2 separate regions of the Homo sapiens genome follow, and region 2 is linked to region 1. A link is a loop called in an ENCODE intact Hi-C map of the cell type or tissue named here. Cell type or tissue: CD4-positive, alpha-beta T cell. All regions are shown on one strand. Each heading gives the region's core, and the rest is flanking DNA. Links, peaks and the distances in the headings are about the cores only.

Region 1 (8,337 bases), core at 168-8,167:
GGTCCTCTCTCAAAAAGAAAAAAAAGAAAACCAGTTAACAAAAACTGGAAAATAATTTAGCACCAAATATGACAAGGAGGCAAATCCTTTCTATTATAAAGGATTACAATGAAAAAAGAAAAAAAAAAAAGCAAGCCCTGCCCCTTCAGCCCCAGATTCTGGTGTGTAGCACACATTGGAAATGATCACCCATGCCCTAATTTTACCGACTAGAAAACGGACATGAAGCTGGCGAGTCACATGCCCCAAGTAAACAAGCTGCACACCCTGAGCTCGCCTGTCCCAGCAAGGCCTCCTGAGAGGGGACGGGGGACACCAGCCGCTTTCCACCCACCCCTCCATCACCTCCCCTGAAATCCTCACACCCTGCGTCTTCCCTGGATCTTGGCAGAACCCAAATTCCTATCCTGTTTGAAATTCTTTCTGCTATTTCAGATTTCTCTTTGGGGATGAATTGAGGTCTGCCTCCGAAAACGAGAAGTCCAGGTATGGAAAAAAAGTCTCTAGAATTTGCCACACACTGGGCGGCCTCTGGATCCGTGGGAAGCTCAGTCCTTCTTACATTTTTATCTCAAATGATTTCACTACCCTTCCAGCCTCGCAGGGAGAACCCGTGGCGTGTCGCCGGCTGCTCTCTCTTCCTCTACCTGGAAGGGGCATCGGGGGTTGCCCGGTTCAGCCCCAGAAGGAAAGTGAAACTGACAGGAGAGAAACAGCCTCTCCAAAGTCACATGGACACGAGCCATCATTCCCAACCAACCAAAGGACAGGGCGTCAGCCCGAAGACCCTGTGTTCATCCCAGAACGGCTACATTGGACATGAATTTTGAGAATCAGTCTCTGAGGTTCTAGATGGTGCTTTTGTTTCCATCAGTGACTTTCCTGTGCCCACCCAGAGCGGAAAACAGGGATTCTATGAAGAAGTAGGAGCTCTCTCCCCAGGCCCCACACACAGCCTGGCAACCCTGCCTCCCATGGGCACCGCTACTCCTGCCCCAGCACTGACTGGGCATGGGAGGACTCCTAAACCACCACCACCACCTCTCCTAATGTCATGGGCAAGAAGGGGGGAATTCCTGCACCTAATAACTCAAATCTGGTAGCCAAGCTGATTTGGGACAGGGATAGACAGTTATTGTTAAAGAGAATATTAGATTAAAGTGTACAATTAAAAGATCTTGTCAGCCATGTGCGGTGGCTCACGCCTGTAATCCCAACACTTTGGGAGGTTGAGGTGGGTGGATCACTTGAGGTTAGGAGTTTGAGACCAGCCTGGCCAACATGGTGAAACCCTGTCTTTACTAAAAGTACAGAAATTTAGCAGGGCGTGGTGGTGCACACCTGTAATCCCAGCTACTCAGGAGGGTGAGGCAGGAGAATTGCCTGAACCCTGGAGGCAGGGTTGCAGTGAGCCGAGATCACACCACTGCACTCCAGCCTGGGCGACAGGGCAAGACTCCATCAAAAAAAAAAAAAATACTAATCATCCCTTCAAGCACTTACTTTAACATTCAACAAACATCAGGCTCCTAGCAAGTGTATGGGAATTAAGTGTGGACAGATTATTAGTATGCCATCCTTGCCTCTCGAACAGGTGATGACTTGTAAGAATGAACTCTTCAGTGTGGGGCAGGGGACGGAGCATGCATTAGAGTCAGACAGAACTAGATAGAGTTCTAGACAGAGCTCTGCTGCTTCCTAGAATAAGACTTGAGCACATTATCTAATCTCTCAGTATTTATCTATAAAGTTGGCATAATAATGAAAATCTCCCCCAGATCTTGCAAGGATTCAGTAACGTAGTACCGTGCTTGGCACAGCATAGTGTTGGGTACATATTAGACAGTTAAGATTCCAGCCTCCAATCCTCCTCCTTCAGTTTCTTCATCTCTAAAGTTTGCTATTGTGTTGGCTTTACCTACCTATAGCTATGAACTGAATGTGTGTATGTCCCCAAAATTCATATGTTGAAGCCTTACTCTCCAATGTGACAGTATTTGGAGGTGGGGCCTTTGGGGGATGATCAGGTCATAAGGGTGGGGCCCTGATGAATGGAATTAGTGCCCTTATGAGAACAGACACAAGAGCACTCTCTCACTCTCTCTGCCACATGAAGATACAGTGAGAAAAAGCCACCTGCCAACCAGGAAGGGGACCCTCGCCAGACTCTGGATCGGCCTGCTCCTTGATCTTAGACTTCCCAGCCTCCCACCTTCAGAACTCAGGAATAAAATGTTGTTGCTCAAACCACCCAGCCAAGCCAAGCCAAGACACTATCTCACAAACCCAGACTTCCTGACACATAAACCCAAGAGCACCACACAGATACATTTCCTCATAAGGACTGTCAAGTCTCTGATTGAAAAAATTAAGAATTCTATTTAAGGTGGGTGGATAGACTGGGAATGTGAAAGGACTCTACAAAAATGAATGATACATCTTTGCTTAGATCTGGAATATGCTGGAAAATACTAAGTCACAGACCAAGTCCTCCTTTGCAATGTCAGCAAACTTTGACCCAAGGGCCGAATTTGTTTCCCCTCCTGCCTATTTTTCTCTTACACTGGAACACAGCCATGCTCATTCATGTACGTATTCTCTACAGCTGCTTGTACGCTAAAACCCCAAAAGTGAATAGTTGTAACTGAGCCTGTATGGCCTGCAAAGCCTAAAGTATTGACTATCTGGCCCTTTCCAGAAAAGTTTTCAACCCCTGATCTATTGGAATACATTTGAGTCTTCTATCGTAAGTGTCCATAAATCTGAGGCTGAATGCTGGAAATTGAACTATTTAGCTCTAGAGCCAGTTAAGGTTTACAAGGCCCAGTGGTTGGAAATTGAGACCAAATGAATCTGAAGGTGAGAACCAAGAGGTTTCCGCCTCATCACTGTGTAGTTCTGAAGCGAACTGTAGATCAAAAGAAGGCTTGAAAAGAAAAAAGCAACAAAATAAAAATGAGTTTTTTAAATGCTAGGCAGCAAAATGGAATTGAAACAGGACTAACCTGAGAGTTAGCCAGCTGTGCCGTAGTGCCTGGTCTGCCACCAATGAGGTGTGCGATGGGGGCAATTGCTTCACTTCCCAGGGGCTGTTACATGATTTGTAAAATGAAAGGCTCACTCATTCACCAAACATTTCTTGAACTCCTCCTAGGGGGAGCTTGCTGTCTTAGACACGAACGTCTGGACCCGCTAATCTCTAAGATGCCTTTCCAGCTTTAGAGCTCAATTTAAAGTGTTGGGTGATACCGGAGCTTTGTGGAGTGGCTATGCGAGGTGCCTGGAGTTAACATTCACACAGTGCTTTTGGTTCTGCGGCATTTTAATGATATTCACCATGGTAGTAATTTATCGCCATCTCTTCTTTCCAAATAGATAGCGTATTAGTGTAAGTCCAGTCCATCAAGCAAGCTTCTTCCATCTGCGAGGGAGGAGGCAGCCCCCGGACAGCTGTGGTTGGGACCTTCACCTTGAATTATGTAACAGTAGCAGGGGATGGGCAGATTGGCCTTCTGAATTATGCTTCCTTAGACTGGCATTTACATGAGTTCGCGGACCCTAAACACTCACCAGCAGACACAGCGAGGATGGCTTTATCCCTGGAGTAATTAATCCATGTAGCAAAGGGATCTCCAAGGTGCTGCCAACAGTCTTGGGATAATTGAGACCTTACAGCAAATAAATCCCCCAGAATCACGACCGCTTTCACCATCCCAAAGCCCCAAAGTGAGAACCACCTTCCAAAAACTCAGAATCCAAAGCCTGTTAATCCCCTTTTGTGGCAAGCCCATCCTCCTGGCCTGCCTGCCCTGCTCTCCTCCCCCATAATACCCATTCAGGGCAGTGACCCCAGTTGGCAACCCGGAGCCGCGTGGGCTGTGGTCAAACGACACCCAGATGAAAACTGCAGCTGATGGCCTGGCCTTTCGGGTCAGTAGCTGCTGTGCACAGCTCTCTCCCTGCCTCCTGAAGTTCAAATGCCAGCCTGATTTCTATCTGGAAGCATCCCAGCCCAAACATGGAACAAAAGTTCCCTCTGACAAGCCCATTTGGGTTCCAAAGTATGTTTTTATGTTTGTTGGCAAATAGAACTGTCACCAGCAACAATAACAACACTGTTTTCCCTCCACTGAAGCTACTTCATTTCTTCACATTTGTTCCAGGGCTGGAACTGGACAGATGAATAATGTAGGCTAGGCGGCTGGCCCAAGTCCTGACCTCGTGCCTCCAAAAGCAAACACAGAGGTGAAAATGGAGACTTGTTTGTTTGAACTCTCACTGCCTAATTTAAAAAAGAAAAGGCAAAAAGAAAAACAAACCTCCCACCATCCTATTTCATCAATGTAGACACTGATGGGTTTTGTTTTGTTTTGTTTTGTTTTTCTTTTCTTTTCTTTTCTTTTTTTTTTTTTTTTTTTTCCATGTCTTACTTTTTGAAACATGGAACTACAGCCCTCTACTGGTGCAAGGAATGAAGCCAATTTCTCAATCATCGAGGCTACCCTGCCATCTTGTGGCCATGTGAGGGATGCACACGTGTAGATCAATTTCTCAGCATCACAAAACAGTCTAGGTAAGACGTTGGAAGGGTTCTTCAAAATATTCACATGGACTTTCATTTAAGACATTTCTTGTATCGTTTGGGGAAAACATCAATGGGATTTGGAGTCAGAATGTTGGTTCCTGCGTTTAAGCTCTGTCAGTGATTTGTGACATCATCCCTGAGCAAATAATTTCATTTTTAGGAACCTGTTTTCTCATCTGTAAAATGGAGGTCATAATAAATGTTTGATTCTTGGAGTTTTGTAGTGTTTACATAAGATCATGCATATGAAGAGTGCCTTGTCCACTTTAAAATCATATGCACATGAATATATTAAAAATCCCTAGAGAAGTAGTTTCTATCATCATACTTGGTAAAACTTTAGAAACTTGAAATCGGTTTCAATGACTAACCTTACTATAGTCTAAAGCCCTGGCCTCAGAATAAAGAGAAGGACTTTACACTGTCTCATGCTTTCCTAAAGATACATACTGCCAAGTCCTCTCCGTTTTCATTTTTCTGATTTAAGTCAAGTCAGTTTCTTCGGCCTTGCTTCACGGGGCCAGCCAATGAATAATGAGGAGTGTAGATGCGTCTTGGGAGGTGAAATAACTTTGCTTACATGGAATCGCAAAGTGCTCATTAGTGTGGGGGCTTAGGTATTTGGCTCCCTCGTCTTTTGGAAAAAGCCCAAACCAGACACAGCAGCTAAAGGAGCCCTCATAGGATGTCTGTGCTGCACGATGCTGACGCAAGATGACTCATCACACACTAGCTGGGTTTGGCCACTGCTTCTGTGCAGCTGTTTGCAGAAAGCCAAAAATTTCTGGTGCCAAGCTGGGGGCTTGGTGAACAAACCCAAATGTTACTGTCCTCATCTCCTGCTAAATTTCAGTCCTGCTCGGGCCGTGGCCCAACCAGTGTTAAGTCTACTGATGAAAGTCCAAGTCACTGTCCTCTGTGCCCTCTCGTTACTGTGTCCTCAGGTTACTGAATTTATCATTCATCTCACTGATGCATAAGGTAGGCTTAGGGTACATTTGGCAGCAGGATCAATAGTTTTGCAAAGAGAAAATAGATGCCAGCCAAAGGAACATCGAATCCTTGGGCGAATGATGAGGACGGATGACTCATGTCCAGGCCATCTTCCCTCCGGGCTGGGCTCCGCTGTCTCCATACTCACCTTCTGTCTCCAAGTTTGGTTCACTAGGCCCATCCTCAGGAAGCCTCCCTTAGGATCCAGGATGAGTCACCAGCACCCCAAGTGTGCTCGCTGGTGAGGATTATAGGAGGGGGAGGTAGGCTGTGTCTACAGGAGATCCTGGGGCACATCTGGGGGATGGAGGTGAAAGGTTATCCCTCTGTCCTACAGAATGAGGGTCCCCCTTCAATCCCCTAGAGGTGACATGCCAGAACGCCTGAATCAGAGAAGGCACTCATTCCTCCCACCTAACTCTTTTTATTTTTTTTAATACTGAGTCTTGCTCTGTCACTCAGGCTGGAGGGCAGTGGTGGGCTCCCAGATCACTGCAACCTCCGCCTCTCAGGTTCAAGTGATTCTCCTGCCTCAGCCTCCCGAGTAGCTGGGATTATAAGTGCACACCACCATGCCCAGCTAACTTTTGTATTTTTGGTAGAGATGGGGTTTCATCATGTTGGCCAGGCTGGTCTCGAACTCCTGACCTCAAGCAATCCACCTGTCTTGGCCTCCCAAAGTGCTGGGATTACAGGCGTGAGCCATTGCACCCGGCCTCTTCCACCAAACTCTTACAGGGTTATCCCAGAATCTTCCAGAGACACCACCCTGTGGATGCAACCTGGGGCTTTCTTCTCCACAGGCCATGTCTGAAAATAGGAGGTTCTTCCTCTCTTCCACACTGGGAGAGAGATAGCAGTCAGGGAGAGAGAGCAGACGGGGAGAGAGATAGCAGTCAGGGAGAGATAGCAGTCAGGGAGAGATAGCAGTCAGGGAGAGAGATAGCAGTCAGGGAGAGAGAGCAGACAGGGAGAGAGATAGCAGTCAGGGAGAGAGATAGCAGTCAGAGAGAGAGAGAGCAGACAGAGAGAGATAGCAGACAGGGAGAGATAGCAGACAGGGAGAGATAGTCAGAGATAGATAGCAGATGGGGAGAGATAGCAGTCGGGGAGACATAGCAGTCAGGGAGAGAGATAGCAGTCCGACAGAGATAACAGACAGGGAGAGATAGCAGTCGGGGAGAGATAGCAGTCAGGGAGAGATAGCAGTGAGGGAGAGATAGCAGTGAGGGAGAGATAGCAGTCAGAGAGAGAGATAGCAGTGAGGGAGAGAGATAGCAGTGAGGGAGAGATAGCAGACAGAGAGAGAGATAGCAGTGAGGGAGAGAGATAGCAGTGAGGGAGAGAGATAGCAGTCAGGGAGAGATAGCAGTGAGGGAGAGAGATAGCAGACAGAGAGAGAGATAGCAGTGAGGGAGAGAGATAGCAGACAAAGAGAGAGATAGCAGTGAGGGAGAGAGATAGCAGACAGAGAGAGAGATAGCAGTGAGGGAGAGACAGCAGTGAGGGAGAGAGATAGCAGTGAGGGAGAGAGATAGCAGACAGAGAGATAGCAGTGAGGGAGAGATAGCAGTGAGGGAGAGAGATAGCAGTGAGGGAGAGAGATAGCAGTGAGGGAGAGTGATAGCAGTGAGGGAGAGAGATAGCAGTGAGGGAGAGAGATAGCAGTGAGGGAGAGAGATAACAGTGAGGGAGAGATAGCAGTGAGGGAGAAATAGCAGTCAGGGAGAGATAGCAGTGAGGGAGAGAGATAGCAGTGAGGGAGAGAGATAGCAGTGAGGGAGAGAGATAACAGTGAGGGAGAGATAGCAGTGAGGGAGAAATAGCAGTCAGGGAGAGATAGCAGTGAGGGAGAGAGATAGCAGTGAGGGAGAGAGATAGCAGTGAGGGAGAGAGATAGCAGTGAGGGAGAGAGATAGCAGTCAGGAAGAGATAGCAGTCAGAGAGAGAGATAGCAGTCAGGGAGAGATAGCAGTCAGGGAGAGATAGCAGTGAGGGAGAGAGATAGCAGTGAGGGAGAGAGCAGTGAGGGAGAGATAGCAGGCAAAGAGAGAGATAGCAGTGAGGGAGAGATAGCAGGCAAAGAGAGAGATAGCAGTCAGGGAGAAAGAGAGCAGTCAGAGAGAGATAGCAGTCAGGGAGAGAGAGAGCAGTGAGGGAGAGATAGCAGGCAAAGAGAGAGATAGCAGTCAGAGAGAGAGATAGCAGTCAGAGAGAGATAGCAGTAAGGGAGAGACAGCAGACAGAGAGGGATAGCAGACAGAGAGAGAGATAGCAGTGAGGGAGAGAGAGCAGTCTGGGTTTTCCTTCAGGAAGGTGCGAGAAGGTGAGGTTTTCTTTAGAGGTTTTTCATGTTCTTTTTAAACACTTAACATGAGCCAAATGAGAGTGGGAATTAAAGGTATGATGGCCAAATCTGACCTGAAGCACCCACTGTCTAACAAGAGCGGAACTGGTGATGGCCACAATAATACTGCAGACATCTCTTGGAGTTTTCTGTAATACATGGAAAAACACCAGCCTTGGAAACTCAGACATCTGGGTTTGAGTGCCAGCCACGAGGCTAAAAGATTCCAGAAGGCCAGAGGGGGAGAGTGTCAGAGTCCACTGCTAGACTGACTGGATGTCTTCACATACAGGACTGGCAAACGGACACTTGTAAGTTTGGAAAATTTGACAGCAAAACAACAGAGAAGGGGGCACTGCCAGCTTTAAATACAATCCAATGAATTAATTTATTTGGAGAAATAATCTCATTT
Region 2 (8,337 bases), core at 254-8,253, 1.8 Mb before region 1:
TATCATTCAGTTATACCGAGTACCTCCATTCCCCACCTCTCCACTGACATTGCTCACATTAAGGTTGCCCATGGCCTCCACGCTGCCAAGTCCAAACCCCAATTCTCGATTTTAATCTTACTTAATCTTTCGGAGCACTTCACGTAGTCATTCATTCCTCCTCCTTGACACAATTTTCTCACTTGCCCTTTCAGTACATGCAACTCTCTTGTTTTTCTGTCCACTTCACATGTCCCTTCTTTTTGACCCAACCTCTTAATTTTGGAGTACCTTTGAGCCCTTTATTGTCCCCTAGTCCCAAGGATTTCAATGGCAAGTAAGTGCCAGTGGCTCCTATATTATATTTCAGCCCAAATCTATTTATCTTTCCAATGTCTACTCAACAGTGCTACCTGGATGTTTAGGAGGCATCTCACCCTGCCCAAACTCAACGCTGATCATCCCATTCTTCCCTATTTAGCACATAGCTTTCCTTACCTCAGTTACGGCAATTCTATTTTTGTAGGCCAAAAGCTTTGTAATCAAACTTGCAAGGGTGGCTCTAATAAAAATTTAAAACCATAATAGAAAATAACAAAAGGTGGTGAGGAAACCCTCATTCTCTCATTCTGGTGAGACTATAAAATAGTACAGCCACTGTGGAAACAGTTTGGAAGTTCCTCAAAAGGTTAAACACAGAAATACCAAGTAATCCAGCAATTCCAACTCTAGGTATATACCCCAAAGAACTGAAAACAAGGATTGAAACAAACATACATTTTCATCATCATACCATCACCATGGTCAGCAGTGGAAACAGCCCAAATGTCCATCGATGAATGAATAGAGAAGCACAACATGGTGTCTATCCATACAGTGAAATAGCACTCCACCCTAAAGAGGAGTGAAGTGCTGACACATGCTACATGATAGACTTTGAAGACATTATGCTAAGTGACAGAAGCCAGACACGAAAGGTCACATATTGTGTGATTCCCTTTACATACAATGTCTAGAATATGTAAATCTACAGAAGTAGAAATTATCTTTGTGGTTGCCAGAGGCTTGGAAAAGGAAAAAATGGCAGGTGACTCTTTCTGGGTATGAGTTTCCTTATGGGGTGACAAAAATGTTTTAGAACTAAATAGAAGTGATCACATCATCGCGAACATACCAAATGCCACTGAATTGTACATTGAAATGGCTCATTTTAGGCTACATGAATTTCACCTCAATTAAGGAAAGAGAATCTTCCTTGACTCCTTTCTTTCACTGATACTCCAAATTTAATCTCTCAGGAAATCACTCGGACTCTACACTCAAAATACATAAATATATCCAGAAGCCGAACCTTTCTCACCTGCACACTATTACCAGTCTGATCCAGCCCAACATGATCTTTCTTTTGGATTATTACATGGACTCCTAATTGGTCTCCTTTATTATACTCTTATCACCTTATAACCTATAGTAGATTCTCAAACACAACGTGCAATCAGATCATGTCACTTGTCTACTTGAAACTCTGCAATGGCTTCCCATTTATTTCAGGGCAAGAGCTAAAGTTTTAACAATGGCCCAGGAGGCTCTGCATGATCTTGTTTCCTGGGCTCTGCTGCTAATCTCTCCCCTCTTCCATTTATTCTACTTTTATTCTCACACTTGTTCCCTCCAGTGCAGCCACACTGGCCTCTCTGCTGTTCTTCACAAATGCCAGGCACGGCCGGGCACAGTGGCCTACGCCTGTAATCCCAGCACTTTGGGAGGCTGAGGCGGGTGGATCATGAGGTCAGGAGTTCAAGACTGGCCTGGCCAAGATGGCGAAACCCCATCTCTACTAAAAATACAAAAAAAATTAGCCAGGCATGGTGGCGGATGCCTGTAATCCCAGCTACTCGGGAGGCTGAGGCAGAGAATTGCTTGAACCTGGGAGGCGGAGGTTGCAGTGAGCCGAGATCGTGCCACTGCACTCTAGCCTAGGCAACAGAGCAAGACTCTGGCTCATGGAGGGAAAGAAAACAGAAATGCCAGGCACATCCTTACCCAGTCTCAGATGCTCTTCCTCTGGAAAACCACTTGGCTAATTCCTTTACCTCCTTCAAGGCTTTGCTCAGATCACATCTTGTCAAAGAGTCTTATCCTGGCCACTTCATTTTATGCTGAATACTGCCCACCTCCCACATACAATTCTGATTCCCCCATCCTACTCTAATTTTACTTTTTTCTCTGTAGCACTTTTCTAATATAACATATAATTGCAAAATAGTATTATGTGTCTTCCCTTGTTAGGCTGTAAGCTTCATGAAGGGAAGTATTTTTGTTTGTTTTGTTGCCTGATGTATCCTAGGTGTGTAGCGCTGGCATACAGGAGATATTCAGTAATATTTACTGAATAGAACTGTAGAAAAACGGACCATCAAGATACTCAACAGATTAATAATAGTGACTGCTAGTGAGAAATTAGTACGGGCATGCAATTAGGGACAGGTTCAAAAGAGACTTTATCTAATGGGTAAAGAAAATGTGGTATATATACACAAAGGAATGCTATTCAGCCTTAAAAAAGAAGGAAATTCTTGTCATTTGCAACAACATGGATGAACCTGTACGACATTAAGCTAAGTGAAAGAAGCCAGGCACAAAAAGACAAACGCTGCATGCTCTTACTTATAAAAAGTGGAGCTCGGCTGGGCGCGGCGGCTCACACCTGTAATCCCAGCACTTTGATAGGCCAAGGCGGGCAGATGACTTGAGTTAAGGAGTTCGAGACCAGCCTGGCCAACATGGTGAAACCCTGTCTCTATTAAAATCACAAAAATTAGCCCGACACAATGGCATGCACCTGCACTTCCAGTTACTGGGGAGGCTGAGGCAGGAGAATCGCTTGAACCCAGGAGGCGGAAGTTGCAGTGAGCTGAGATTGCGCCACTGCACTCCAGCCTGCGGTACAGAGTGAGACTCCATCTCAAAAAAAAAAAAAAGTGGAACTTATAGAAATAGAATAGAGCGCTGGTTACCAGGGCTGAGTGGGGAGGGTTGGGAAATAGGAAGATGTAGTTCAAAGGCTAACAAGTTTCAGTTAGGAGGAATAAGTTTTCAAGATCTATTGCACAGCATAGTGACTATAGTTAACAATAATATATTTCAAAATTGTGAGAATAATCTATTTTAAATGTCCTCACCATAAAAAAGGTAAGTCTGTGAAGTGACGGATATGTTAAGTAGCTTAATTTAATCATCCCACAATGTAAATACGTATGTCAAAACATCACATTGTAACAATTCTCACTTGTTAATTATAATAAAATTTAATAAATAAATTATTTTTACTAAAAGAAACTTTGTCTTTCTCTGCAATGTTTTGTTTCTTTTTAGTTAAAAATGGTAATGTATATTCAGTGTTACCAAATGTTAACACTTGTCAATTCTGGATATCTTGAAGGTAGTGGTTATAGTAGTCTGTGCACTTTTGTACTGCTTAAATTTCTCAACATTTTAAGTACAAGCAAGAAAAGAAAGGCTTTGTGGTTTTTATAGCAAAGAGTCCCTTTGCTCCTCCAAAAAGAATAAAAGTAGTCTTCTTAGAATTCCTGTAGCAATCTCGTTTCTTGACCAAATATAGCAATTTGGCAATTACCTCATCCCCTCCCTTATCACTAGAAAATGGAGCTAGCAGAGTTATGAATACAGAAATATGATCTTCTTCATTAACTTGACCTCTCAACACTGTGCAATGATGGGAAAATCCAAGTTAAACAGAACCGGCGTTCCTAAGACACAATCATTGAAGTTACCATGAGGGCCCACCAGGTGGTGTGTGTGCATGGGAGTCCTTACTACTGAACGATGGTTCCCAAGCATCCCTGAGAAGCACCATCCCAAAATGGCCTTTGTTAGAGAGTTTATAAGCTGTTTCAGTCTATCTGTGACTTAGGTACTCATGAGTGAGTTCAGAGCTCTGAAGAAAGCCCCTTCCACTGTGCCCCCAGTAGAACCGCCCCCCAAAGCAATATCTCTATGTCACAGAGCCCTACAATCTCTTGGCAGAATTAAAATTGTATTTATTTTGGAAAATAAAACTGTGTGTACACTCATTTCCTTCTCAAACATTTCACAGCAAAACAAAAGTTGGAGTGCCAAGAGTTATAAAATTAGAGAGGAAATGAAAATCTGTTATTTTCATAACAAGGTCTTTTAACATAGCCAAAGTATTTTGAGTTCCAAAACAACTCACATCCCCAAATGGTAGTTTTCATAGTGATTTATTGACTTTAAGCATTTGTGATGGGCTGTAACCTAATTTTGAACAGAGCCATTTTTAAGTTATGCTGGAAGCTGCTGGATAATCTTTCCAATATGATGGTTAGATCAACACCTAATATACAGACAAACTGTATGTAATAGCCTCATAATATGCCAGCCAGATACGTAAATTATCCTTATTTTTTTCATTGCAAAGTGAGATAAGCTTGTAGTAAATAAATTCAAGTAATTTGGGGGCAAAGTAAAATAGAATAGCCTTTCTTTACTTTTCACTGACATTTCACTCCTCAAATTAATTAAATAACTTACTTCTTAAATTACTGTGGACAGTGTTGTGCCTATATCTGCAGACCTTTACAAACATGATTTTAATTTTTATTATACTAATTGAGATTTTACCATACACATTGTTCTGAAACATTCTACTCTTTACTTAACAGTTTTTATGATGGACTATTCTGGGTCAATATCAGCATATGTAAATACATACACACACACACATACACACACACGCACACACACACACATACACACACATATATATATACTTTTTCCCATCAATTTCTTTGATGACAATGGTATTTCACAAAATAATAATAGCAATAACAACCACAGCAAACACTTCCATAATTCTTACTATGCATCATGCTCCACGTGGTTTACACATTTTAACTCAACCATGACTCACAACAACCCTATAAGATAGGTACTATTTCTTATCCCCTTTACTGATGAAAAAACTGAGACATGAGAAGAAAAATAACTTCCTCAAGAGCATACAGCTAGTGAGCAGTGAAGCCGTGATTCAGACTCAGGCAGTCTGGTTCCAAAGTCCACAGTCGTAACTGCCACACTAGACTGATTAGCTGCAAACTGCTTAAGAGTCCCCCTGGAAATGGACATCTGGATTGCCTCTTTGTTTACTACTTTAAACAATGCCACAATAAATATCCTAAAAATATATGCATCAGCGTATCTTGAAAGTGCATTTCTACAAGTGGGATTGCTTGTATAGATGTTTAAAGAGTTAGTAGGTATGCCAAATTGATCTCCAGAGAAGCTGTGCCTACATTCTCCCAAATGGGGATGCTTTCCTGCCCTACGCTGACCATAGATGTTACCAATCATTTTTCTTTTTTGATAAGCTGATAGACATAAAACAGAATCGTGATGTTTCTCTAATCTGTATGGCCATAATAATGTGTGAGTTCAGCAACATTTCAAGTATTTATTGTCCACTTGTATTTATTGGTCTCTGGATTCTGAATTTCACCTTCTCACATTTTGGTCCATTATTCTATTGAGTTGTCTTTTCTCATGTATTTGTAAAAGCTTTGTTTTCGATAGGGTCTTGCTCTGTGGCCCAGGCTGGGGTGCAGTGGTGTGGTCATAACTCACTGTAACCTTGAACTCCTAGACTCAAGTTATCCTCCCTCCTCAGCCTCCTGAGTAGCTGGGACTACAGACACAAGCCACTATGCCCAGCTAATTTTTAAAAAATTTTTAGACATGGGGTCTTGCTGTGTTGCCCAGGTGTAGAAGCTCTTTGCACCACACATCTTGCTGTCCAGGGAACATGCACGAACCCCTGCCAGCATCCCCATCCAGCACTTAGAACTATGGCTGCACAATCAGAACAGACTGCTGTGTAGGTCCAGAGAAGAAGAGCTGAAAACAGGACTCATAACGTCACAGTTGCTTCCCCAAAGCAAAATCACCAGCATAGTATACAGATAACAAAGCTTATCTGAGGCTATAGCCCACAATCCGCCCATGTAAAATCATTTCCCTTCATGATAAATACTGTATCGATCCAGCTTGATGCACCAGGAAAAGCAAACCAGATGGGTGCCAAGAAAATTGGGAGGGGCTGCCGGGTGCGGTGGCTCATGCCTGTAATCCCGGCACTCTGGGAGACGGAGGCGGGCGGATCACGAGGTCAGGAGATCGAGACCATCCTGGCTAACACAGTTAAACCCCGTCTCTACTAAAAATACAAAAAAAATTAGCCGGGCGTGGTGCGGGCGCCTGTACTCCCAGCTACTCGGGAGGCTGAGGCAGGAGAATGGCGTGAACCCCGGAGGCGGAGCTTGCAGTGAGCCGAGATCGCACCACTGCACTCCAGCTTGGGCGACAGAGCGACACTCGGTCTCAAAGAAAAAAAAAAAAGAAAGAAAGAAAGAAAGAAAGAAAAAAAAGAAAGAAAGAAAATTGGGAAAGGCTGTAGAATCCTACTGGCCTGGGTTTGGATTGTGGGGCCATCACTTATTTAACCGGGTGGATTTAGGCAAGATAGTTCATTTTTCCCACCTCTAAGCCTTCGTAGAACAAGAATCATAAAACCAACCATGCAATGTTACAAGAATTAAGAAAAATGTAATCAGCTACTAGAGTCTAGCCACATAATAGGTGTTCAATTATTAATACTGAATAATACTTCCTATTATTACTATTAACACTACAAATATCAATACTCGTGGTGATGAAGGAGAGGCAAATGTAATTGATATACTGGCTCTGCCAGCTTCGGTATGGATAAAACTAGATGGCATTCTTCTACTTTTCAAATTAAAACTCATGTCTACCTTCATTTACCCAACGAGTAAAAACTTATCTTCCTTTCCTGCCCCTGTCTTCTTTCTGTGTCCAGGAATCTCAGCTGTGCTCAGAAGCCCAGCTCCGCTTGCTTGTATCCTGCAGCGCTAATGCGGGACTCAGGCGCTCCCCTTTGAGGTTAGTGGGCTCCTCAAACACCAGTCCTTGTCCAAGACAATGTGGCCAGGTCTCTGGCACGAAAAACACTGTAGATCCCCTTCCAGGCCACAGTGGTTCTTTGAGCAGTGAGAGAGTCCAAGCACCAACATGACATAGGACTAAACTTATCAAGGGCTCCCTGGTGGAGCTGGCCTGGGCTGTCTGCCTTTCACCTCCTTAGACTCCTTCCCAGGGGGGCTATGTCAGAGCATCTGCCACCTCCCTGTTCCAGCTGCACCTACCCTTTACACCTCTCGGTTCCTGTCCTAAACCTGCAAATTCCTCCATCTCTGCCCCAGCCCCAAACCTTGTTCTGTTGCAGACTGCAAGAAATAATTTTGGAAAAAAAATCAGTGCTGGTTACTCTAGGATGTCCTTTTCTCCTTCCATTTTACAAGAGACCTTCCTCAGATTTAGGCTACTCCTGAGGAGCCAATCCCATTGCAGCTGCCTATGAGGCAGCAGGAAGTGAAGGTCTTGGAAGCCCATAACTGACTCACTTTGGTGCTTAGGAAGTTAATTCCTGAGCGAAATGGGTTTAAAATATATCATCCACCTTGCTAGACCCTCAAGGTTTAGTTGTTCTTCTATATCTAGTACTGTAAATACTAGATATCCATGTTTTATTTTATTTTCTTAACCTCCAAATACCTTGAGATTTTATGAGAAAAGAGAAAAAAGGACATATAAAAAGAGAAAAGGGACAGAGGAGAATTTAAAGAAGTACCGTAAATACTAGATATCCATACACAATACACAATGACAACACTGGCTGGATTCCTAAAACAGAGTTTTAGATGAACTATGACTATTTTGGTGAGAGTATTTCCTACAACAAAATGTGTTCTGAACTTTGAAGCCAATCAAGTTTGTTACATAATGAGCTGGAGAAGAACCAAGATTATGATTTTTCTTCATGTTCCTACTGTTAGCTATCCCAGTTTATGGAGTATTTGAAAGCAATTTGCTTTAATTAAGTCAGTGAAGTGATAGAAACTTGCTGAAAACATTGACTAAGCTGCTTCCACAGACCATCCTTTTTTAAATTAAGGGACTCTGGGAGACCACCCTGTTCGATTTCAATAACCCACAAGATTATGTATTTCACTTGGTGTTGCAAAAATATCTAAGCACATTGAACTTAAAACTGTGGAAAAAGAAAGCACTGCTGATTTGTTCATGGAAGGGCAGGTGTTTGCATTTAAATTGGACTTGTTCACAGAGCAGAAAATGGAGTCTGCACTCATTTCCCACCACGGAGCTACTTGGGGCTCAGTGGAATCATTGATTTTGAGAAACTGAAGATGCATGGGCTTGATAACCTCACAATTTCTAAAGATA

What was found. Hi-C counts contacts between places; a loop is a spot of excess contacts. Peaks named below come from ENCODE experiments on the same cell type or tissue, not always from the same donor. Only the 100,000 strongest peaks of a DNase experiment are listed, where the experiment ranks them.
Region 2: a loop joins it to region 1, with 11 times the contacts of the local background. A loop is called at or near these places in 8 of 110 quality-filtered maps.

What each region holds. Positions count from the first base shown.
Region 1 is chr1:244,268,704-244,277,040 of GRCh38, forward strand. All of the region lies in intron 1 of LOC105373262 (a long non-coding RNA gene), which reads right to left. Among named protein-coding and RNA genes, the nearest start is that of SPMIP3, 80 kb to the right of the region's middle. RefSeq lists a silencer at 4,359-4,585. In CD4-positive, alpha-beta T cell, for the core only: CTCF peaks have their summits at 4,476 (motif pointing left) and 4,678; DNase peaks (open chromatin) are centred at 4,508 and 5,308.
Region 2 is chr1:242,463,947-242,472,283 of GRCh38, forward strand. The region is part of intron 1 of PLD5 (phospholipase D family member 5); the gene reads right to left. Among named protein-coding and RNA genes, the nearest start is that of PLD5, 57 kb to the right of the region's middle. In CD4-positive, alpha-beta T cell, for the core only: a CTCF peak has its summit at 3,768; no DNase peak of the experiment used is centred there.